3 separate regions of the Mus musculus genome follow, and all the other regions are linked to region 3. Evidence: chromatin loops called from intact Hi-C (ENCODE). Cell type or tissue: left cerebral cortex. All regions are shown on one strand. Links, peaks and the distances in the headings refer to the core of each region. The heading gives the core; the rest is flanking DNA. Region 1 overlaps Gm39137 (a long non-coding RNA gene). Region 2 overlaps Csmd1 (CUB and Sushi multiple domains 1). Region 3 has its middle 100 kb from the start of Gm39137.

Evidence for each region. A loop is a pair of places that touch in the nucleus more often than their neighbours do. Peaks named below come from ENCODE experiments on the same cell type or tissue, not always from the same donor. Only the 100,000 strongest peaks of a DNase experiment are listed, where the experiment ranks them.
Region 1: a loop joins it to region 3, with 5 times the contacts of the local background. A loop is called at or near these places in 7 of 42 quality-filtered maps.
Region 2: it touches region 3 in a loop (3-fold over the local background); 2 of 42 quality-filtered maps call a loop at or near these places.

Annotation. Positions count from the first base shown.
Region 1 is chr8:17,569,418-17,577,243 of GRCm38, reverse strand. It overlaps Gm39137 (a long non-coding RNA gene), which reads right to left. Exons shown (of 3, transcript XR_870169.1): 3 at 2,829-3,085. Among named protein-coding and RNA genes, the nearest start is that of Gm39137, 11 kb to the right of the region's middle. In left cerebral cortex, for the core only: a CTCF peak has its summit at 2,988 (motif pointing left); a DNase peak (open chromatin) is centred at 2,971.
Region 2 is chr8:17,390,528-17,398,353 of GRCm38, reverse strand. The region is part of intron 1 of Csmd1 (CUB and Sushi multiple domains 1); the gene reads left to right. It overlaps C030002A05Rik, which reads left to right. Exons shown (of 1, transcript XM_030243881.1): 1 at 1-7,826. Among named protein-coding and RNA genes, the nearest start is that of C030002A05Rik, 98 kb to the left of the region's middle. In left cerebral cortex, for the core only: a CTCF peak has its summit at 4,205 (motif pointing left); a DNase peak (open chromatin) is centred at 4,215; H3K27ac peaks cover 360 bases.
Region 3 is chr8:17,660,252-17,668,077 of GRCm38, reverse strand. No RefSeq gene overlaps it. Among named protein-coding and RNA genes, the nearest start is that of Gm39137, 100 kb to the right of the region's middle. In left cerebral cortex, for the core only: a CTCF peak has its summit at 3,562; DNase peaks (open chromatin) are centred at 3,165, 3,607 and 4,845; H3K27ac peaks cover 1,897 bases.

The DNA.
Region 1 (7,826 bases), core at 902-5,901, 90 kb after region 3:
AGTGTACTTACACTCCAAACACATTCATATTCTCTCTCTTCCTCCCTCCCTCCTTCCCTCTCTCACACTTTCTCTGTAAGTGCTTACACTTCTGTATATAATTTTTTTTCTTCCATCATTTTCTGAGAGTCTACTTTGGTGTGTTAGAAGGTATAATGCTATCCTTTTGTTCATCCATGTTTTTCTCTTTGGAAGGGCAGAAATAGAGAAGACAATCGATTCTCTTACTTACCTGATATAAATGCACACAGTTTAAATCACATGTATTTTTTTTTGATTTAGGCACTGCACGGTATGCTGAACTACAACACAAAGCTAACTTCTGCCCCATTTCCCTACATCACTTGGCTTCGAAGATTCAGTGCTGGAGCTAAGTCAAGTGCTCTTGGTAAAGGATGTAATTTCAAGCTGACTTGAGCACCCACCCAGAGGGGAGGGTTTTTACAGGAAACCTAGAGCAAACCTGAGAAGTAGCTGTTGACTTGAATGTGCTTGGAGTGTTGGCCACTGTCGCATTCAAGAAGCCTTGCCCATGAGTGGCATTTGACCCAAGAACGGGAGATGTTTAACCTCTCAACCAAGAAGACCTGAAGAAAATATATAACTCTGATAGACACTGTTTGTTCTTTAATTCCATAAGCAGAACTATGAGTGATAGATGATAAGAGATTACAGAGTCATTTCGTAAATTCATGGCCTGAAATAATCCTCAAATTTCAAGGGAGTGTCTGGTGCTTACAACTACAGCATGGCTGTGGCTTTCAATGCTATTAGATGATGGCGCATCTGCCTGAACTTGAGAAACATAATGAATGCACAGTGAGGGGGTGTGGAGAGATGGAGAGTATGGCTTAGCCCCCTTTGCATTTTAATTCACGCTAGGACTGCAACCCATGACAGGTGGCCTCCATTCAGGAGAACTGAGTGCTGTGTGCCCTGGGCCCCACCCTGGGAAGGTTTCAGGCAGATGAAAAGGGGGCCTAAAGGTTCAGGGATTTTCGTCTGCAATTCCTGCAGTTGTATGCCTAGAGCGACCACACCCATGCTCTACCCTGATTGTTTAAATTGCATGTCATTACTGTAACTGTCTGACTTAATACTCTTGTCACAGTTGCTTACAGAACGATTGTTTCAAAGGAGTGTGCATTGTTGCATATTTTCAAAAAGCATTGTTAACACAAAAGGTTTCAGGATTTCATATGTCAGTCAAATAGTGAATTGTCACAGCTTCCACTGTTTGGGTTTAGAAAAACGGGAAGAAAAGTTTTTCCAACTTTTGAAACATCTCAGAAAATGAGACAAATATCTTCACAGAACACTTACTTTTCTACTCTGGCAATTACCTGACTTAGAAACCATTTCTATTTCCAAGAAAGCTCATGTGCATGTATGTGGGTACACCCCGTGCTCACCCCTTCCCCTCCACAGACACACAGACACACAGACACACACACACCCTCTCTCTGTAAGTACTTATACGTGTATATATAATTTTCTCCTTCCATCAATTTTTCTGAGTCTACTTCGGTCTGTTGTGAAGCTGTGATGCTGTTGTTCTGTTTATCCAAGTCTTTCTTTTGGGGTGAACAGTGATACAGAGCATAATTAATTCTCTTATTTACCTGACATAAATGAACATCAATGTGTGTGTGTGTGTGTGTGTGTGTGTGTGTGTGTGTGTGTGTGTGTGTGTAATGTTTCCCCTTGCAGGAGGTTACAGAGGCAGTAAGGTCCTTAAAATAAAAACAATTTTTTATTAAAATTATTTTTATTAACTTCCAAAATCATATGATTATTCCTGAAAATAATAGCAAAACACAAAATTATTTTCTATTAAGTGAGCAAGGAGAGTTCAGAAATCATCGTTTTGGAATCAAGGAAATACCAGAAATTGAATTATGTGCTTCCACGACTGTGTTAGGTATAGTTTTAATTATTATTTTGAAATGTTTAATAATCCTAGTGCAGGTTTTACTTTCCAGAATGCACCAGACAGCGACACGCATCTGATCGCTAGGTCTGCTTGCAGTATGAACATTCTAATTTCTAAATGTGTGCTGATTTCGGTAAATTCTCCAGCTGGAACTTAAACTCTGCACCCTGCTAAACTCAACAGGGTAACTTTCAAGGGGTCTTGCTATATCCATTGGAATTGTTTTTAAACTCTTGCCGCACTGGCAGTGGGGACGCAGGCTTCGTCTTACTCCCCAGTCAGTGAACCATTTGCATCCAAACTACAGCTATAGACTGTAATGTGCTGTTCTTGGAAGGTTGTTTCTAAACCTATTCCCTCCCACGAAAATGCGACTTTGCTTCAAACAAAACAAAACAAAACAACAAGAAAACAAACAAAAACACGTTTCCAACTTTTTCCACAAGCGATACATTTGGCATTAAGAATTCTGCAAGCCCAGTCGGAGCATGTCAGTAACAAACCGGAAACACATCTCCTCCCTGACTGGAGAGCAGAGATTATCCATGCTGTTAAGGGTGAGTTTGATTGTTTTAGTTCTCTGCGATGGTGCTTCTTCACACCTATTCTCGGTTTTCAGGATTATATTGGTATAGCCGAGGCACCTAGCCCACACACACCCTTTACAGTTGCTAATGACTTTCTCTGTGTCCAGGAAATGTACAGGATGTAATATGGGGCTCGAGACAAAGGCTAACACGGTAACTTGAGTACATAACTGCAGCAAACACAGCCGCATAGAATATGTAACAATGTTGGAAACTGTTTTTCAATTTCTTCATTCTCATCTCTCTGGTCTTGCATCCGGTGCAGCAAACTCAGAACACCCAAGCATCGGCTTTTTATATTTCTAAACATTTCTGTGTGCTTGCCGTATTGTTTGAACCAAAACCAACCAAATGCATCGCAGCCTTCCACCTTCTCTACCTGGAAAGGTGTTTTATCTCCTTCCAAGTTTCCAGACTCCAAAGAGGCCTTGAGGCCGGAAGCAGTTCGGTGCTCTGCGCCCCCTCCTGGCAGCCATTTATATTGCAGCCTGAGCTCTTGAAGGCTCTAGCCTGTTTGTACATAGCTAGATTTCAGGTAACATCTTGCACAGTTAGGATTTCGTTCCTTTAAAAAACAACAACAACAAAAATAATAGGTCGACGTTGTGATTGGTTTTCATAGATTTTGAGTCGATTTAATGTTTAAGTAGAGTGTGAAATCAGAAGTGTCAAAATAGTGACCACGGAATAGGTAAAACATGTTATTAGCAGTTACATTTTGCCTGCTCTGTGTTTAGAGATGTGTTCATGTGGTGAGAAGTGTAATGACATGGTGTCTGGTGTTTTCTTCAAGATATACCAAAAGCAAGAGCACATTAAAGGTGTAAACCAAATATACCCAATAAAATTTAAATTTTGAATCTTAATTTTCTAACCAAGATCCAGACAAATAGACATGAGTCCTTTCTCTCTGTGCTTCTGTAAATATCTGTTTTCTTTCCGAAATGACATTTGGACGTCTCACTCTGCCCTGCCATTAGAAAGTTAAAGCAGAATCGTTCCTGTGTATCTTTGGGGATAGAGACGGGAATGAGGCCCTCACTAAAGGTGCCAGCAGAAAGTAGGGGATAGCCTCCAATTCAGGAAGACTTGGGTAAGGTCTTGGATAAAGACCCAGGGCACTGGCTGCACTGTCTCCACCCTGGTTCACATCTGGGATCAGAGGAGAGAAATCTGGCTTCTGGCGAAGGTGAAGGATATCTCTCCCTTGAGGGGGGTTGGTACAGCCAGTTAGAGATAGAAGCAAGACCAGAGGGAAAGAAAAGAAGCCCCCAGGCCCCAAGATTCAGGTGGGGTCTGTGCCTCCTGTTCACTCTGGGCTGGGGGCGTATACATTGTTTCTATGATGAACTTTGTGGAATTGAAACTTACATTGTGTTCATGTCCCTAAACCCCCAACAGCAAACAGCCCTCACCTGGTAGAGCAAGAGTACGGAATGAACGTGACTTCGTTCTACGTGAGGTTGAGATGAATCACCACTGAATAGTGTCAGCAAGAGTTCAGTGAGTAGCGCCAAAACAGCAACACACACAATCACATACACCTACAAACACAAACATGTGTGTATGTGCACAAACAAATATACAGAAATACACACATTAGCACCATAGAGATAATACACACATGCATACAGTATGAATCATATATATAGAATGTATTATACACACAGCAGGGATTATACACACTGTATTGGGATTATACATATATAGTGTATATTACATACAGTTATATGCATACATACACACAGGAGATCATATCTCAAAGCTTACTCTCTCTGAACTAAAACTTTCTAAGTTGAAGCTCATGAACAGTTCTTTTGTTTTTAGTAAGTTGTGCATGTTTCTGGTTTTGCCATATTAATCTGAAATCAGACCCCCTTACTCCTCTAAGCTACAGGGCTGGTTGGTACCTGCTTTCTGAGTGCCATCTGATAAGTTGACCATTGTGTATTATAGCATAGCAACATTTCCTTTATTACATGGAGGGCTAGAGGACCTCACAGAAATGATACCCAGGGAAGCCTAAAGCTTCCCACTGGTGCTGAGGAATTCACCTCATAGGGCCAACTGAAACTAACTTCTCCTGGTGTTGATAAGTCTTTACCCATAAGACTGCAAGATGCTAAAAATGTCATGAAAATCAGGACAATGTGCCAAGGAATTTCAGAGCAGTGATTTGACGTTATAAACAATTCCCCATCTTTCCTGATCTCCTAAGTTCTTTTAGAAATAGAACTCTAGATGACAAAGTCCCTTTAAAAGTATCTGTGTCTACTTCCAGAATCAGAAAAACAAAGAAAGGTTGGCTGAGGTGAACTGAAGGAGAAATAGATCTGAAACCCATTTGGTAGCAATTACTCTGCGGCTTTCTTTCTCAATGCCAACTATTGTAGAGTAGATTTCTTTCTGCTTGCTTTTTCTGAACTGAAAGATGCAGGTCATTGGAGGATGTGTCTAGAGAAAGATAAAATATAATTTTGATTTCTTCAAATATATATAAAGTCCTAAACAACTTCAGGGGGTTCCATATTGGAAGGATGTAACCAGGCGATTCCTTGCTGCCTCATTGTACATGGAACCCTTGCAAACCTCCAGGAGTTGTCCCTGACTGTCAGATTGGAAATCCTTACCCTTGGTTTTATTTTCATTTTGCATTTTTTTCTAAAGTTTTATTTCTGCAGCTCCTCAGAATTATTCTTTTAGATAAGGTTGGCAGCCTTAGGGAAACACAAGCTCTTCATTGATTAAACACACGCCAAGAACTAGTCCCACATAATACAGCTCAAGAAAAATATTGACCACAGTCTGTGTGTCAGACCTTGAGGGTAAGAAGAAAAATGTCTTTCTTTACTTGCCTGGAATTTATAATTAGGAAACAATGTCAATACATAAACACAATTTCATTGCAATGCACAAGAATTTAGATCACAAGAGTGTGCCTTATAAGAATGCCTTGTTCGTAGGATTATAAGCTGTACAGTCAGAGGCAAAAGAGATGAGGCTGAAAGACCTCTCCGGGGAGGAAAGTAATGGCGGATGTGATGTTCAAACTTTCCAGATGAGGATATGAAGGTGGTTATCTTTGGGGATGCCCTGGAGCTCTGGGCTAGGAAATAACAAGTGCAGGACAAATAGTGATATACTTATCCATCCAAGGATCAGAAAATGTCTAAGATCTTGGAGGAATTTTTGAAGAAAATTAGGAAAAGGACAGTGTAAATTAGAAAACAGTTTCCTCTCACTAGAGCACTCTGTAAGTATGAGAGAAAGGGGTTAGTGGCAGGTCCTCTGTATTGAGTAGAGAAGAGTGTGGAGCTGAGTGAAGCTGTAGCTGCAACTCCTAAGCCCCTGCATACAATTACACAAGCACAGGAAAGGACAGGAAGCAGCAGAGAGTCTCCTGCCCCATGTGACAGAGGATTTTCTCCTGGCTTCATTCTATGTGTGCTTCCATTAACAAAAACAGTGTGTGCCTGAGATGTGCTGAGCATCAGAATGCGTCATCAGAGGCTAGCAGAAGATCTTGTGTCCGAGCTTTGCCCCCATTTCACACTGACCTATGCTGAAGACTCTGACAACCAATCTGCCCTGGTCCATGCTGTAGACAGTCTCCATCCATGTGTGGCAGAAAAGCTGAATTACTCTCATTAGTACAAATATACTGAGATCTGGACCTGCCTCTAAGTATGAAAAATCAAGCCAAAGCCACATGGGCCCCATGCACACTAGAATGGAATTGAATTTCTCCAGAAAGCAGAAAAGCATATTGGCAGAACATGTTCAATATGGCAATAACCAAAACAACCAACCACAATCAGCCACTTGTACAGGTGTGTGAATAGCCCACAGCTATAAGAGAATTAATTCACACAATATACATATAATCTGACATTGTTAGTGCCAGGGAACCATAAGTGTTTAATCTGTGACAAATTTTCCCTTGTTAAGTGACAGTTGCATATATAAAATACACAAACAGTAGAGACGGTGTGTACTCTGCAATGCAGTTGACATAATTGGTGATACGTGATCTCTGCGTGGCAGATAGAGATGAATGACAGATGTTAGACAGAAGGAAAAATTTTAGACAGATAAATAGATTATAGATGGAGGTAGATGGTAGGTTATAAAATAAATAATAGAAGATTGGTGAGAAAATATAGATAAATAGATGATAGGTGATAGAATGATGATAGAAAAATAGATGGTATATGATAGATAAATTTATTATAGATGATAGATGACATATATAAATATGTATGCAATAGAAGATAAAGAAATATATGGTATATTATTTATAGGTAGGTTTAATATAGATGATAGATGCCATATATAATAGATTTAATAGATAATAGAGAGTTATTAATTATGATCATGCGTTATATGGATATTTTCACGTAAGTCTCAAATATTCTTAGAGAGTAAATCATCCCCTTTTCAAACATGTTCTTCACCCCTCATCTTTGTCATGTTCCATCAATTTTCACTCATATGTCAGTGGCATTTATTCAAGCAAGTTTCCCCCAAAGAACTGGCTATCATTAACTAAACATTAAGGAAGCAAAGAAATAAGATCTGCCTGGACACTAAGAATGCATATTAAATGCCTTTCACAAGCTCTTGCCTGCTATCCCTCTCTTCTGGTGCATGATATCAGCCAAGCTATGAGCACTTAGACAGTTCTTTGTCATTACTGGAATTTATGGGGTAAATTTTCATTGTTTTCTAAGAGCCTAGGGGAGTCTAGTAGTTTTAAGAAATTTAAGAAAGTCATTCTAAGAAAAAAATCTGTTGTCATAAATGAGCCTGGCACACAGTTGGAGACAGGACACAGATGAACAGGACTCCAGCATTAGAAAAATGATGGGCATAAGCCATGTCCCTCCCAGTGCAGCAGTAATGTAATACTTGCATTTGCTCTGCCCTCCTCTATCTTGATGTGATTCCAAAATGCTAAACTGAGATCTACTTTGCTCTTTTCCAACTGACCTCCTCAAGGCCACAGAGGGAGTTCATAGAGATTCCAGTATTTGTATAATGAGCTGCAGTGGGAAGAACAGCAACGCAACTGAGGATGGGCTGAAGAGTGAAGAAGAGATGCCCAGTGATGAAAATCATTGTTGTGGTTTTAATAAAAATAGCTCCAAAGGCTCATATATTTGAATACATAGTCATTAGGCAGGACGTGACATTATACATATATGTACATACACGTATATGCATTCACTTATATGTGGATATTAGTCAGTAAATAAATGATAGCCATCCTACAAATGGTAGACCCAGAGAGGTTATGTGTAGGAGAA
Region 2 (7,826 bases), core at 1,712-6,711, 270 kb after region 3:
GATAAAGGATAGGCACTGGAGATATTACGAGGAAAGAGAGAAAGGTCAAAGACCACTGAGAGCCCTTCTGTCTGGTCTGGTGACGATCAGTTTGGAAGACTGGCTTAGTGGGAAGGCAATGGGCTCACTGCTGTTAGCTTAATTTTAAGCTGACATCGTGGTGTGGTTAGAGGGAGGAGCCAAAGAGTTGTCCGCTGAGAAGAAAAGCCTCTTGTCAAGGTTTCTCATTCTACCCCCAGCACAATAGGTCTGCAGTGAGTACAGTTTCACAGCACAGACAGTCAAATCCCACCGATCACTTATGAATGTAGAGTCAGCATGCCCCTGCTGGAGAAGAGGAAGCACATTGGAACATGAAACACTTCGCCTTCTATCAGTGATAACCCAGCGAGGCCTCATTAGCTCGCTGAACTACCTAGAGTAGTGTTGGCCACTCATCTTCCTGTTTAATTATCAGACTCTCCAGTGGATCCATCTTGTCCAGGGCATCTCACCTCGCTATGGTTACGGCCTGATACATTCTACTAGTGTGGCTTTTTTTGAGTAAAAAGGTTGACTATCACAATGCACTTGGTCTTGGTGCAAATTACGCCATTGAATTACACTTGGTTTCTAGGCTGCCTGTCCTCATTTGCAGCTTAATAGCCTCCTTGGCTTTTAGACACACTCAGTCTCTGATAAGGCTTGTGTTCAAGTCATCTGCACTTTACTTAACTGTGCCCCAAAGCACAGAAGTAATGAGGGTGTTGATTTGAATATACTAAAGAGAAACCTGAAGATGTTGCTTTAAATGAAAAGGGGAAATTGCCTGACTCCATAAGGAAAAAAAAAAAGTCACACTGAACTATCTAAGTTCACCAACAGAGCAAATTTCTATCTGTAAACTTGTGAAAAAGATAAGCTGATTCATGGTAGGTTTGTTGTTAGGCCTCACACTATACTCATCAGATCCACAGCACACAGTGAATGCACAGCCAAGGTACAAATGGCAGTGTGTGAGATAACTTGGTCCTGCCCACTATTTCACCATTCAAAGGGGGTGATGAAGTATTTTCCCATGGACAAATACAACACTTTCCATCAACCTGTTTCTTTTTCTACCTTCACTACTTCATAGTGAAACATTCCAGGCAGATCTACTCTTCCTATTGCATTTCTATGCCCGCATGTTAAGTGATATATGCTAACATTGATATGACCTCTTTCAGCGAGCCAATGAGATCTAGAAAGAACCTTGAAGAAGATCCTATGTGACCCAGGACACAGCGAACTATTACACACAGAGAAAGGTTAAAGGTTGAAGAAAGTCATCTTGGTTCTAGTTTTAAAGGCGTTGTTTTATTCACTTATTGCCACTGCTTCTCATCCCCAGCAGAGTTGCTTGCACCATCCATCCTCCTTTCCCTACAGCTGGATCTTGGTCAGATGAAGAAGAGAGTGGAGCCACTGTCTCCTAGAACATCTCTGAGACTGCTTCCATCTCTTTCTCTTACTTTGACATAAGATCGTTTGCTTCTATTGGATATGAAATTGCTTTATTGAAACTCTCAATGATTAACATTTTTCTCTGTCCATGAGCCCAATCCTCTGTGAGAAAATTCCCAGGCTCCCCATCTTTTTCATCTTTCATTGAAAATGCAAGGTTACCCTGTGAGGAGAGGCTGCATAGAAAGACACTTCCTCTAGACTGGAGAAAGCTTTCTTCCTCTCATGGAGAGAGCTCTTTATGCAGCATGTTCTTCACTCATGTCAGATATTGATGGTGGCCTTTTTCACTGTCTTGGAAGTCAGCAGGGGGCTGTCTAAGGCAGTGAGCCCCAGTACGAGTCAGGGTTCTTCTTCACATACATGTTGATATAGAGGCCAAGGGGATGTGACTTTAATGGCTGTAAAGATGGGTAGTGGAAGCGGGGAGATGAACAAATTGCTGCAAAATTTCCAAGCATCATTTAGTAATGACTGCCTTTTAAAAAGGAAGAACAAAAGCAGGCTATACAGCTGGCGCTGCATACTAATCTCAATTTATTCATAAAGTTCAAGTTCAAACCTCATCATGTCTAAATATTTTCATTATTTATTACAATTAGCATATGCATGATTCCTGCTACCTGTCTGCCTTATTCAGGAGTGCTTGTCCTGCAGAATAACACTGAAGAAAACTTGAACAAATCTCTCCTGCTAGTGCTTAGTGCCCACCTCAGCCCAGCCCAGGCATGCTGTCATTCAGCCTGGCACAGCGCTGTGCCACAGATAGGTGCTCATCGAATGTGGAAAGTGTGTGATGCAAATATGCATTAATTAATATCTTAGAGGCAAAAGGTAAGAAAAATTAGTCTTCATGTTATAATTTGAAAAATGAGTCATGGTAGTTAATTAACCTATCTAATACCTTAAGGTAATGAATGCCTGAATCGATTCACAATTAACAATTCAAATAACCTTGCCTTTAAAGTGGCCTTATAATACCTGTATTTAAACCTAGACAGCTGAAGCACTCAGTGTTGATCTTTCCTGGCATGCCTGTGGTGGTATTCCAGTATGTACTGAAGCTACAAATTCATTAGCAGGCAAAAGACTTCTGTAGATAATGTTCACACCATACTTGGATTCTCGTTGCCTGCTTACTTCATATTTAAATGTATCCAGCATATTCTTAAGAAATATATTGAATTTGCCTTCTTTGTCCTTGCAATTTGTTATGAGGAAAAAAATTAATGGTAGGGACCAAAGACAGAATAATATGCTGTTTAAAGCCATGACAATTTGGTGATTCCAGTGCACACCAGGTCAAACTGTGACTGTCTGGGTGTCTGAATTCCTGCCAGAGCGTGCAGGTGAGAGTCACTCTGCTTTCAGCTATAGTTGAGCCCATCTGCTACAGCTTGGGAGATACTTGGCTAATATTGGAATAATGAACAGGTATCAGAAACAAAGGAAGTGGACTGCGGCCACTGAAAGAAAAGATAACTCTGTTCTATGTAAACTCATGCAAGTTTAGTCAAATCCTGTCATCTTGGAAAATCAGCTTTTTGTGTGTGTCCAAAATAGCAAGGATATAATTTATGATGCCAAATTCAGTTGGTTCTGTCAAGCTTAACCAGGCTCTGGTGTTTAACCCTTACTTGAACTATGATGTTTAACCCTTACCTAGACTACATGTCCACATGTTTTGTCAGGATCTCAAGCACAGCATTGATCAGACTGAATTCACTGCTTCTCGCTCTCTCCTCTGCCAAAAGAATAGCAGTTATGGATTTCATTTGCTTTTTTGAGTGGTTCATGGATGCAGATTCCTAAATTACTGAGAGAGAATTCATCCACCCTGAGCTCTGTATTGGCTCCCCTCATACCCTGTCCTCACCAGCATGGAGCCCCAGCTGTGTCCTCTCCACTTCCACAGCCAGGTCTGTACCTTCCCACACCATCTCTCCTCTAGTAACACAGCATAGCTTGCTTGCTGTCCTGGGTTTGTCCTCTCTTGTTCATCTTCCCTGTGAGATGAACTTAGTTTCTTAAACACACAAGGCTCTTAGGTTGCTGCTATTGGTAGGACCAGGAAAGATGTTTTCATTTGACAGAGAAAATATTACATAACTTGTTTTTGATAACTCATCTCCCCTTGGCCCCCTCTCACTTTTTAGCCGATTCTGACATGATCCTCTACCCTGAGTGCATTGGATTTAGTGTGTTTAAAATCATTCCGTGTTGCTCTTTCTAAAAGACTATCCATTCCCTTTCATAACGTTCATCCTGATCCTGTTTACTGAAATGTCCTTAGAACCTATCTCAAGTGTCTCTTCTTTGGTGACCACGGATCCACAGATATTTGGATGATTCCACTTCTCAGACTTGCATGCCTGCTTCTTTCTGAACTTTTCTTGTAGATGACACATTCTAACCATCGGAAAGATCCTCTGCTTTTGTTCTCCCAGAAACCGATCCCAAGTACTCGGTAGTACTCAACTTCCTGCTTTCTAATCCCGTCTACCTTTGTAACCCTTCAAATATTTATTATCCTCTAATGATATAGACTGGAATCAAACATAAGGATGTATACTTGTTTTAGATGTATGAATTATATGCTTATAAAAATAATTTATTTATGACATTTGACTAAATGTGAAATGAGAGAATTCACTTCAACATTTTTTTACAAATTTCACATCAAATTTTAAATCAGATGGTTGATGGTGGCACCTTCTGGCCAATTGTGATATTGCATCTGGATCCATTGTTTTGAGATTGGAAGACACTCTTCTGGGACCTGAAGTCCTGGAGATTAGTCATAGTCCATAAGGACCTACGCCATGGTAGGCACATGGTAGTCTTTTAAGTTCTGAACACCACACAACTCTTACTTACTGTTCGTAAATACAAGCTTCATTAGGGTAGAGCTCATCAACACGGCCAACTTATGAATATCCAGTTTCTATGCTGAGTTCTCAGCATATCTAGCCTTGAGATCATATCTTAAGACAATTAATGCTCATCTTACTAATTATTAATCACTTGGATGTGTATGAAGTACCACCTCCTTTTTAGGAAATATTAAGCACCTAATATACAGCGAATGTTCACATAGCAGGGTCAGCTACACCAAAAGTATGTGAGCATTTATAATGACTCTTTACTAATTGTCTGCTCTATTTGGTATGTGACAATTATGTTCCTATAAGAGCAAAGTGTGGATATATAAAATTTTTACATAATATTTAAGTTCAAGAAGAATTAGAAACTATTATAAACCTTTCCTCTAAAATGTTTTAAATGAGCAGATAAATGATGCCATAAACTTGATAATGTTTCATGGGAGCTAATGACCAAGACAGACCTAGAATGCAGAGAGTGGTGCCTGAGTGTTTTTATACTTGGCAGTCCCCACACATTCCTGTAAATACAATTTGACCTGTCACAAGAGTCACCTCATGAGCTCCAAAGGCAAGTGTCTGAATGAGCTCTGTCCATGTTCTACAATTGTGTGCACTTGTCCAGTTAGTTAAGTAGTTAATCTTCCTAACCATCAATATGCAGATCTTGGTTCACCTGCCCACAGGTTGTTATGAAGAACAGAATGATAGCCCCTGTAGGGTGCTTAGCTCGTGGAGCCAACATGTGTTCTACAAACTCCACAAATACAAATCATTTAGATCCTTAACTGGCCGTCATTTCTATAAGCCTGTGACATCTGTTACCTCTGTCCTTTAGTGCACAGTTCCTACTGAGTTAACTAGCTCACATTACTTACACAGGACCACACTATCTCTTCTCTGAAATCTCCACAGTATTTGAGGACCACAGCTTCTGAGTTTTAGCCCATGGTAAGCTGTCTCCATTTCTGATAGCTGTCAGGAAACAGAGTATTATGATGAGAAAGAATGTTCTGGGCCAAAGTGCTTTGCTTCAGGGTTGTCACACAGAGAAAGACGAGAAGTCCTGGTAAAAGAGCATCCCCTCAAGAGAATATTCCTACTGTCTTCCTCCTACTAGGACCCACTATTTATCTCTACCATGGCAGAAGGTGTTACCTTGAAATTATGACATAATCAGTGCATTAATTATTAGTTACATCATATTCTCCTGACATGATCATGTTCCCAAAGCCCCACCTCTGAACATTACACTGGAGAGGACGCTTTGGAGGGATCCTTATATCTGAACAATGACTCTTTTCTATCCCAGCAGATACCTCACTACCCAGTGCCTCAAATCAGGGTGAGTCTAACCTGAGTTTGCTGACATATTTGGGTGCCACTGAAAAACAGGGTAAGCAAGACAAATATTCCTTTAATAAGGCAGCCATGGAGTATTTTGGATAAGATAGAAAGAGCATCTGCATTTGGTTGTCACTTTTAGTAGTGCTTTGGGGGATTCTTTGTGCATTTTCATGTTTATGATCACTGGGGTTGAGGACTGCATTAGTTCTGTTCCCATACAAGGAGTTTAGGATGAATAGGACTTGCCTGTCTGCTGTGGCAGCTGTCACATCTTCATCTCATGCAACTTTTCCCTACTTGTCCACATCTGAGAAGGTGATCAACAAGGAGACATCTGCAGTGGCTTTTTACTCATTGTAGGGATTAGAACAGATCTATGAGGCTAGGCCTAGCCATCCAAATATAAGTACATTATGAATGTTTATTGACAGTTTCATTGACATGTGAGGACCAGAGAGGTTGCATTCAGTAATCTCACAATGGATAAGGGAAAGCATCACTCAGATTTAGCTATAGGATTAGGGGGTGGGAGGGACTTGGCTTTGATGTTGAACTACATGGCCTTCTGTGGACTTTACCTAAACCCTTTGCAGCGTTTTCTCTTTCCCCATGGAAACTGAGCACAATGACCCCTGAGAGCTGAGCATAGGTGATGCTTGACACAGTATTGACACATGCAAGCGTTTAGCAGCAGGCAGACATCATTTGTTATTATTATTTTATTGACAATATGGAGGCCACTCATTGTCAAAGGTCACACTAGTTGTTGGAGGTGTAGAAAGATGAGGAGAACCAAACTGAAGGCTATGAATAGGGCTCTGATTCCCAGGAAGCTGCTTGTCTATGTCTCGCTCACTTCCCTTTTGTCAGGTATAGAAAAGGAAAAAGATGTCTGCAGATAGTTACGTTCTTCGTATTCAAGGCTCTTTGTCCATAGCATCCCTGATGAGTTAGTGAAGGCTTGACAGCATCTTTTTATTCAGTAAGTGCTCAGGAACAACCCTCCCACTTGCAGACACTGCAAGGCCTGACTAGAAAGAAAGGCCAGATCACACTTTTCCTTCCCATCTGCCTGGAGCAGCCTTGGGAAGGGAGGAGCTCAAATGCTTTCTCTATTAGCTGCATTTCCCCCTTCAAACAGTAGATGATTTCAGGAAAACATAAGAACTTGAGTTCATGGCAAGTTGGTTAGACTTCATTCAGAGACATTTTTCAGTAATTATTTTTCAGAATTTCCCACCCATCTAATTGCTATTCCTCCCTCTTCTGCTTATCCCACATTCATCGTTTATCTCAGAGGAGAGCACTTTCAGCTCTGTAATGAGCTGTGCTTTCATTTCTTACAATGGAGAGATTCTTATTCAACAAAGATACAGACAGAACTCAAGGCTGTGGTGCAATTTTGTTCTTAGCAACAAGTGAAGTTTCCTATGTGACTTCCTAGCCAAAGGCACTTTTCTTTATTGATTCATGATTAGCTCAATATATCTTTATCTATCTATCTATCTATCTATCTATCTATCTATCTATCTATCTATTGTTTTCATCTATCAATCATATGTGCTTGTATGAATATGTATGTATGTGCCTGCCTGTCACTTATCTGTATCTATTTATTTATCAATTAAGTATATGTGCCTTTACATAATTGCCTTTTTAATATTTATCTCCTGTCATCTATCAACACATATATGTGTGTGTCTACCTACCTATCTTTAAATCTATTCACTTATCAAAAATATATATCTGTCTATCATCTATCTCCTATTCATTCTCTCTCTCTCTCTCTCTCTCTCTCTCTCTCTCTCTCTCTCTCTCTCCCTCCCTCCCTCCCTCCCTCCCTCCCTCCCTCTCCCTCTCCTCTCTCATATACTTGTCTATGGATTGGATTTGGAATATCTTGATTTTCCTTAATTTACTATGGTCTCCCCTTAGTTGTTTGCCAGCTGCAGTATCTTGTTGATTCTTAAATGGCAAGCAAATGGCACCAAATTAAGTTCCAGATAATTGCTTGAAATGACAATGTTCCTATATGAGTTAATCCTATATGAATAAATTGTTTCAAAGCTAAAAACAACACACAGTACACAGTTCTTTAGTAATCATGTATTG
Region 3 (7,826 bases), core at 1,344-6,343:
CCTGACAAATAACTACAGTTGCTTCTCACCCTCGTGTGACATCTGCTTCTTGTTTGGAGATGTCCATACAGTCATCTGTATATTTCTCAAAGACAGACCATCCTTGGTCTCCCACACCCAGCCCATCTGAAAATTCCCTCATTGATCTCATAGATCTTGGGTTACCAATTAATCTTATAGCTGAATTCCACAGCTTGATTCTCACACCATAAAATTAGCACTTAAAGGGGCAGAACTTACCAACTTATATAGGAGAATGATGGACGGACAGGCTGAGACCTTAGTGGTAGAGTACTTGCCTAGCATGCATGAAGTCCCAGGTTCAATTCTGAGCACGAAAAAATCAGGTGTGGTCATGCATTGTAATTTCAAATTTTGGGAAATGGAAAGAGAAGGATCTGAAGATCAAAGTTATCCTCAGGTATACAAAGACTTCAACACCAACCTTGAGTAGAGACCTGGTCTTAAAAAATACACTTGCTAAGGTTAGGATTTTCTTGTTCCATGCCTTTATTATATTCAGAACAAATACTTTAAACCCTGATGTGCTCTTGAAATCCTTCAGCTTAAGGGATGAAAAGTCTAAGAACTGACACATAGCTTAGGAAACATTTAGAAATTCAAGCAATTATGAGGTTTATGTTCAACAATGGTTTTTAAAAGTTGAAATCTGTCATTTGTGGAAACTGAGTGGAATTGGAGAATAATTTAAGTGGAGTAAACCAATGCTTAGAGACAAAACTGTTCTTATGCATGGCTAGAGTAGAGAGGAGGATGGTGGTGGCAAGGAGCTCAACCTTAGATGAATAACATAAAGCAAACTCACAGTGTTAGGTGAGGACTGTGGCACAGCAGCCAAGTCAGGCTCACAGGGATCCATGCTATATTTGTAGAGAACTAAGAAAGAACTTAAGCCTCCTTGGAACCTTAAAATATAAACCTCAGAATATAAAAGCCCAAGAACTTGCAAGCACTAACCACCATGATGTGATTATTGTAAAATGTGCCTACACTGAATTTTTGCCCCAGGGCCCAACACATTCAAATGAAAGAAAAGAAGTGAACCATAAATTTCATGTGGCATTAGCACAGGTGGAAAGCAAGAATGTTGGTTGGCATTGTCTTTTGTTGAAGACTAATATAAATTATTCATAAGATTTCCTAATATGCCTTGTTCAGTAAATATGTATACATGTTATACACACACACACACACACACACACACACACACACATATTGCTGCTGTACTTCTAAGGCTGAACACAATGAATTTAAATATATCTAGTAAATGAATTAAGAGGATAAAGTGATTATATTATGATCATTAACATATCTCTGGAAATAGACACTGAATGCAGGCAGCAAGCTCGGTGCCTGTTGAGAGATACTCTTATTGAGACACATTTGCTCCAGTGGGAACAGGATGGAGTGGACACTGACTGGCTGCCCCTAGTTTGCAAATGCACTTTCAGGAGCCCTTGGTGCCACTTTCCAATGATCTCAAATGAAAGTAAGGGTGTGGTCATTTGTTCCTTTGTTTTTTGTAGTCACTAGGAAGTGGCTCAGAGCTATCTGCAGCTAGCATTCCTCATGTCTGCAAGAGGAGTTACCAAGCCTAGAAGAGGGATCCTGGTTATGTATTTCAGAGAGAGATTGAGGATGCTTTCGGGAATTAAAATAAATATGTGGCCAACAGAGTGCCCAAAGCCAGTGAGATTTAATCTAAAATCAAGTTCAATGGAAAGAGGACATAAATGAGGAGGATGGTGGAAACAGAACTTCTCCTTAAGGGGGGGGGGGGACGACGACACATTCTCAGGAAGCAACATTCTAATCTCTAGTGATGGCGATTTCAGCACACCTTGTGTTTTTGCTTCTGTATCATCCATGCTTGCTGCTAGCCAAATATTTTCACAGACACCCATACCTAAACCCAAAGCAATGACTACATCCTTCCACTAACTTTGAGGCAAAAAAAAAAAAAAAAAAAAAACAAACAAACAAAAAAAACCCAGATTGTTTACTCCCATTATGAAGACAAATAAATGAAGTTTCAATTTTACCTAAAGTCTAGAAAGCAAAAGAACGGAACCAAGTAGACAGTGAAGGGCTGGTTTCCAGGCCCCATTTTCACCCCACTTCCTATTTGCCTCCTAAGTACCTGGCATCTTCTCACTGAGTCAGGTTAAAAAAAAAAAAAAAAAAAAAAAAAAAAAAAAAAAAAAAAAAAAACAAAAAAAAAAAAACCACAAATGGAAATGTAGGTATGCTTTCTTTGATACTATGCCATTAAAAAGGACAGCTGATCAAGAAAAGAAAAATGTCTCAATTTCTTAATCTGTCGACTTCAGGGGAAGCTGGGTGTATGGCCATCTGGACTTAAAGCAGCTACAGTGGGCTATGAGGCTTTCTCAATAAAGCATGGATTTCTTAGTTCAGGATAGTGTTCTTTTAGTGTCTGGTAGAGTTCAGCTCATAGTTCCCCCTCAAATGTTTTCATTTCTTAACAATCTTGTGGTTAAATCAGACAGTAAATAGAATCATTGGAACCTCTTTAAGAGTGAGGTACAAGGCTATAGTGTACATAACAGGGCATAACGTTTTTTGTTTTTGAGCAGTAACATTCATTGAGATCAAAATCTCTCTCTTATCTCCCCCTCAACTTTCCTCTCTCCTTAAGAGTTGATTAAGAAAGCATGAAGAAATAAACAGCACCCTCATCTTGTGCACGGAGGTCACTCTTCCCTGGCCTCTTAGAACAGTTTTAGTGAAAATCTTTTCTCCCAGAAACAGAAGAGGGAATGCCACTAAGCCAAAAATTTGCCAGACATTTCTGTCCAGTTGGCATGTGACTTGCAGGCCACGATAAATTAACTTAACTCATTCATCTTTTCTTGGACTCCAAAGAGTCAACCTTGTGGTGGTTCTTTCTAGCTAAGTTCATTGTCGACAAAGTTATCTCCAAAGTCGTCACTCACTCAACTCTCGTATTGCACAAATGTTGCAGAGAATACAAATAAACAAAACTCTGGGATTGTTTCCAAGATAGACTGACAAACACAGGCTATCGCCATTAGCAACTGCTTTCCTCCATGCCTGGGAATCTTCTGAGAGAGAGAGTAACACAAAACCATCTTTATTTTTCTGATTTCAGCTCCTGGCCAGTGTCCAAGCGGGAAGGAACACCAAAGAGGGTGATATACACAATCACTGCCTTGTGCTAGCCAACAGAGATATATAGTTAGCCTTTTCCACAGCCCTTGTGGCTAGTGGTCCCAAATTACCATGGACAATCTATTAAACTCACCTTTTGAATCCGACTAAGCAGAACTATAGGGTGAATAATCTTGGCTACAATAGGATGCTGTAAATTAGCCAGAACAGAGCATGATTCCCAGAGAGCTGCATCAAAAGCTGTGTTGCCAACCTGACTGTGGGAAAGACATGCAGAAACCCTGGTTGCACAAGAGTGGCAAGGATCATTCTTGCCTCAGAGAATCATCTGCAAAACATGATGTATAGCAAACAACAAGGAGGAGGATTTATATGAGATGCAGACAGATGGCAGCAGCTGACAAGGCAGCCAAGCATCCAAAGCTACTGTATCCAGGCAGGCATCCCACATCTTGGCAGAAGAAAGTGGCAGTGACTCATACTGGCCTACTGCTTCCAAAGCTTTGTATTCCTGGGCTAATGGGTGTTGCTTCAAGTTGTGCGTAAATTATCACTAATCAGGTGGTGAGACCTGGCTAGAGTTGGGGTTCTCTAGCCCCCTTCCAGAAGCCATTACAGCTAAATGGTGGCATTTACTCTGTGTGTCTTCTTGCACAGAGCACAACAGCTACAGGATTTGTTTACTGCTCCAGCATCTAAGAGACCTGGACCACATCAAATCACCACAACCAATGCCCAAGAAAACTGAGAGCAATTTTTTTTTTCTGGACCCAGCAGTGGGGTGAATTTTCCAGTGGAGTCAGAACTGAATGGTGAGAAGGCACAGATGAATTTTGTGATGGACCTAACAGCCACTATAAGTTAGATGTCTACTCTACCAAAGAAAGCTTAAGGAGAAACAATGATACTACAAGAGCAACTATGATGTCACAGACAAGTTGGAGGCACAGAAAAGGGCTGGATACTATCAGGCGTCATAGAATTTTCTTCTGTTGTGCATTCTCACCACAGAGACATTGGTATAATACTAGCCCTGAGTCACAGGACAGGCTCTCTCAAAGGACTCCTAAGGGGACCCCAAAATGAAAAAGACTAAAACAAGGGCCAGGAAAAATTCATTTCTCTATATGAGGCATTCAAGAAATTCTAGATCCTAGTCACATTAAAGCAAATCCATGAAGTGTAATACATTATTCACTCATGGTGAATTCTTTTCAGTCCCTACTATTGGATAGATCATATCTAGCTTTCAAACAAGCAAGATCAATTAAGTAAAAATACTTTTCAGAAAAAGAAAAGGAATATGAAGTAAAGGAAGCAGGGAAGAGAGCAGAGGGTGAGAGTAGAGAAAATTTAGAGAATTCAGTTGTTAGATTCTGGGAGTACAGCAATATACCACAAATAGATTAGTGTGTTAGGATTGGAATAAAAAACTGCAAATCCATGGGAAACTAAAAGACTTAGAGAAGTCCAGAGTGGACACTGCAAGGAGCACCAAAAGTTCCTGCCTAACATAGAGAAAGTCTCTGCTGGCTCTATAAAGGAAACATCAAGGCTGTACTTATGTACTCAGAGTGTGGGAATGGATTGAATCTTCCCAGCTTTAGTATAAGGTAATTTGGCTTGAAGTTGAAGTAGTGATCACTGGAATGCCAAGTGGGGAAAGGAGGAGTGAACTGAAGAAGCTTATGGAATAACCATGAAGATGAAGTCTACAAATCTATCACATGCACAAACCAGGTTAAGGGAGCTCAGGACTCACAAGCTAGGGAAGATGGGTCAGACATCTCCTGGGCTTATTGGTTTGGTTTGTGTATAGTGTGTCTTTCTTTCTCAAAAGAGAAATACAAAAACATAAGAAGAAACAAGATTAAAATTTTCTATTCATTCATATCGAAAGCAGGAAAGCGTAGGAGGAGGTTGAAAAAGAAGAAGAGAAAAAAGAGCAAGAGGAAGAGGAAAAGGAAGAAGAGCAGGAAGAGGATGAAAAAGAATGGGAAGAAGAGGTGAAAGAGGAAGAAGGCAAAAAGAAGGGAAGAGAAGAAAGCAAGGAGTGATAAAGAGAGACAAGGAGGATGAGCATAAGGGGGAGGAGAAAAGAGAAAGGAATTTCTACAGAAATCTATAAACAAGCAGAGTGCCCACTAATGCATTTAAAATGTTGAAGAAAGAAAAACTAGAATTCTGCATCCAGTCGACAAATTGTTAAACAATGAGAAATAATCTATTAAGAAAAACTTCTAATTTCTTGGAAAGAAACCTAGAAATTGTTTTAGGAGAATGGATAATGTACAAGCAAGAATGTTAGATCTAAAGAAGGAAGGGAAGAGCCTCAGGCAAGGATAACAAAGGGAAATTAAATGTCTTGTCACTCTGTCCTTGTGGTAAGTGCACATAACCAAGGCTTGCCTTCTTATGCATCTTTGAGGACACATTTCATCAGTGAGAATAATGTCCCTGTCATCTTTCTCCAGGAAGCTGAAAAGCTGAAACCAATTTCCCATTCAAAAGTAACTCTCCCACAGCCACCACACCATGCAGCTTGCTTAGATGATATAGAGCTTCTAGGTGGAGTTAAATTAGTTGAAAATACAGAGTATAAGTATTCAGGCATGCAAATAGATTTATTTGAAAGAGATGTTATTGGCATGTTAATGCATAATAGAAAACAAGCACATAACTATTTTGACAAATATCACAGATGGTGTAAAAGTATTAGAAAGAAGAAACAAAGGCCAGATATAGCAAATGTGTCAGGGTGAGTTGGTCCCCATGGGTAGGCTCCCTTTCTCTGAGGAGAAGGGGAATGGGTGGGGGAGTGAGAGTGAGGCTGGGAATAGAGGAGGGAGGGGGCGGTGATCAGGATGTAAAGTGAATGAATGAATGAATGAATGAATGAACAAATAAATTTTAAAAACCCAAATATTTAAAATCATAATAGATTTGGCCCAACTTTTCAATTTAATCGTGAAAACAACAAGCACATGTATTAAAAGTTAGACACTATCGATGTTTGAGAACAGCACTGTTTTGTCTACAATAACACAGGGAAAAGGCAGGGAAAAGGCTATGTTCTGTAGACAGTCAAGCCTCAGGTCAAGAAATCACACCAACTCAGAGTAAGCAGAGTAAAGAACAAGAAAACCATTCTTCACCACTACAGAACACCACCGAACGAACACTGTGATGTGTACAGCAAAAGGAAAGAGTGAGCTGGTGTGCACTCACCTAAGGGAAATATCAAAATTTATCTTAAAAGGTGACAGAATTAGAAGAGGAAGGGATCAGCCTCTCACTTGGCTGAATCTTTCAATGTGTTTGGTATTTCAATAATTGCTACACAAAACATCATAGAAGACAGCAGATCTGAATGTCACTATTAGCTATGTCTAATTTTCCTTAAAATTACCCAATGTGTATTATCCAAAGAGAATGCAATTAAACTAAAATAAAAATCAACAATACTCGCCTGGAATGTTCTCAAATATATAGGGATAAAATAATCTACTTCTAGGTAAGACTAGCACTCAGAAAATTTAAATTTTAGAAGACATTGACATTTGTTTGAGCAAAGTAAAAGTTAAACTACATTTCTTTACGAGATTTATTTGACAGTGAGAATTTATAGCATTAAAAGCATATATTTATAAAGAGAAATGTTTTCAAGGAGTTCTGTGAGTGTTCACCTTGGGAAATAATGAAGAAAGCAATTTAAGGGTAAAGCAAACAGCAGAAAAATATATTGAATAAATCTATGAAATTGCAAACAGGAAAGCAATAGAAAAAAATCAACAAAACCAGGAGATGAATATTTGAAAAGATCAATAAAATTGATAAAACTCTACACAGGCCTACCAGAAATAAAGAAGGTGAAGAAGAAATTCTTAATATAAGAAATTGAAAAGGATGATTATTTCTTAGCTCATGAGATGCAAAAGAAATCATAAAAGAATGAAATCTAACTTACTTGACAAATGCAAATAAATTTGATAATTTGGATGAATAAGAATGATAATGTATGGCATTAAAGACACGCATTACCAAAACTTACAGAAAACCAAATAGAAAATCAGACAGCCCTGTGCACATTAAAGAAAATGAAATGGCAATGATTAGAACGTAGAAGTTACCTGGCCTATGTGGCTTTATTGGTCAACTATCCAATATTTAGGAAGATTTATTTTTTAAGTCAGCTTTCCCTGTTTCTTCCAGGAAACAGTAATAATATATTCTGATGTAAGCATTTTTCCTCATGCAACAGCAGACAAAGGTATGCATATAAAGTAGATGAATACAGAATTCCATAGAGTGATGTGATTGTGTTACCCAGGCACAAAGCACACCCACTGAGTACAAATGAGAGAGAGTGAAAAATGTGTAAACTTCTAATATTAGTTTAGTGTCTAGATTGGTTTTAAAAGAAACTGAGTCATAAGACTATAATTTGATAAAGATACTTCCGGGGGTGAAAGGCTAACCATCATTGCTGTTTTGTGGCTTTTATTTCAACAGAGCCTCGAGTGACTTGGTGGCTTTTCATGGCTGTAGTGAGAGTTAATAGATTACTGTAAATAGGAGATTGGCTTATGCACATGGCTTTAAGCTTAGCATCTACGGCTTCAGTGAGAACTTGTGTTACAGATAATGACACA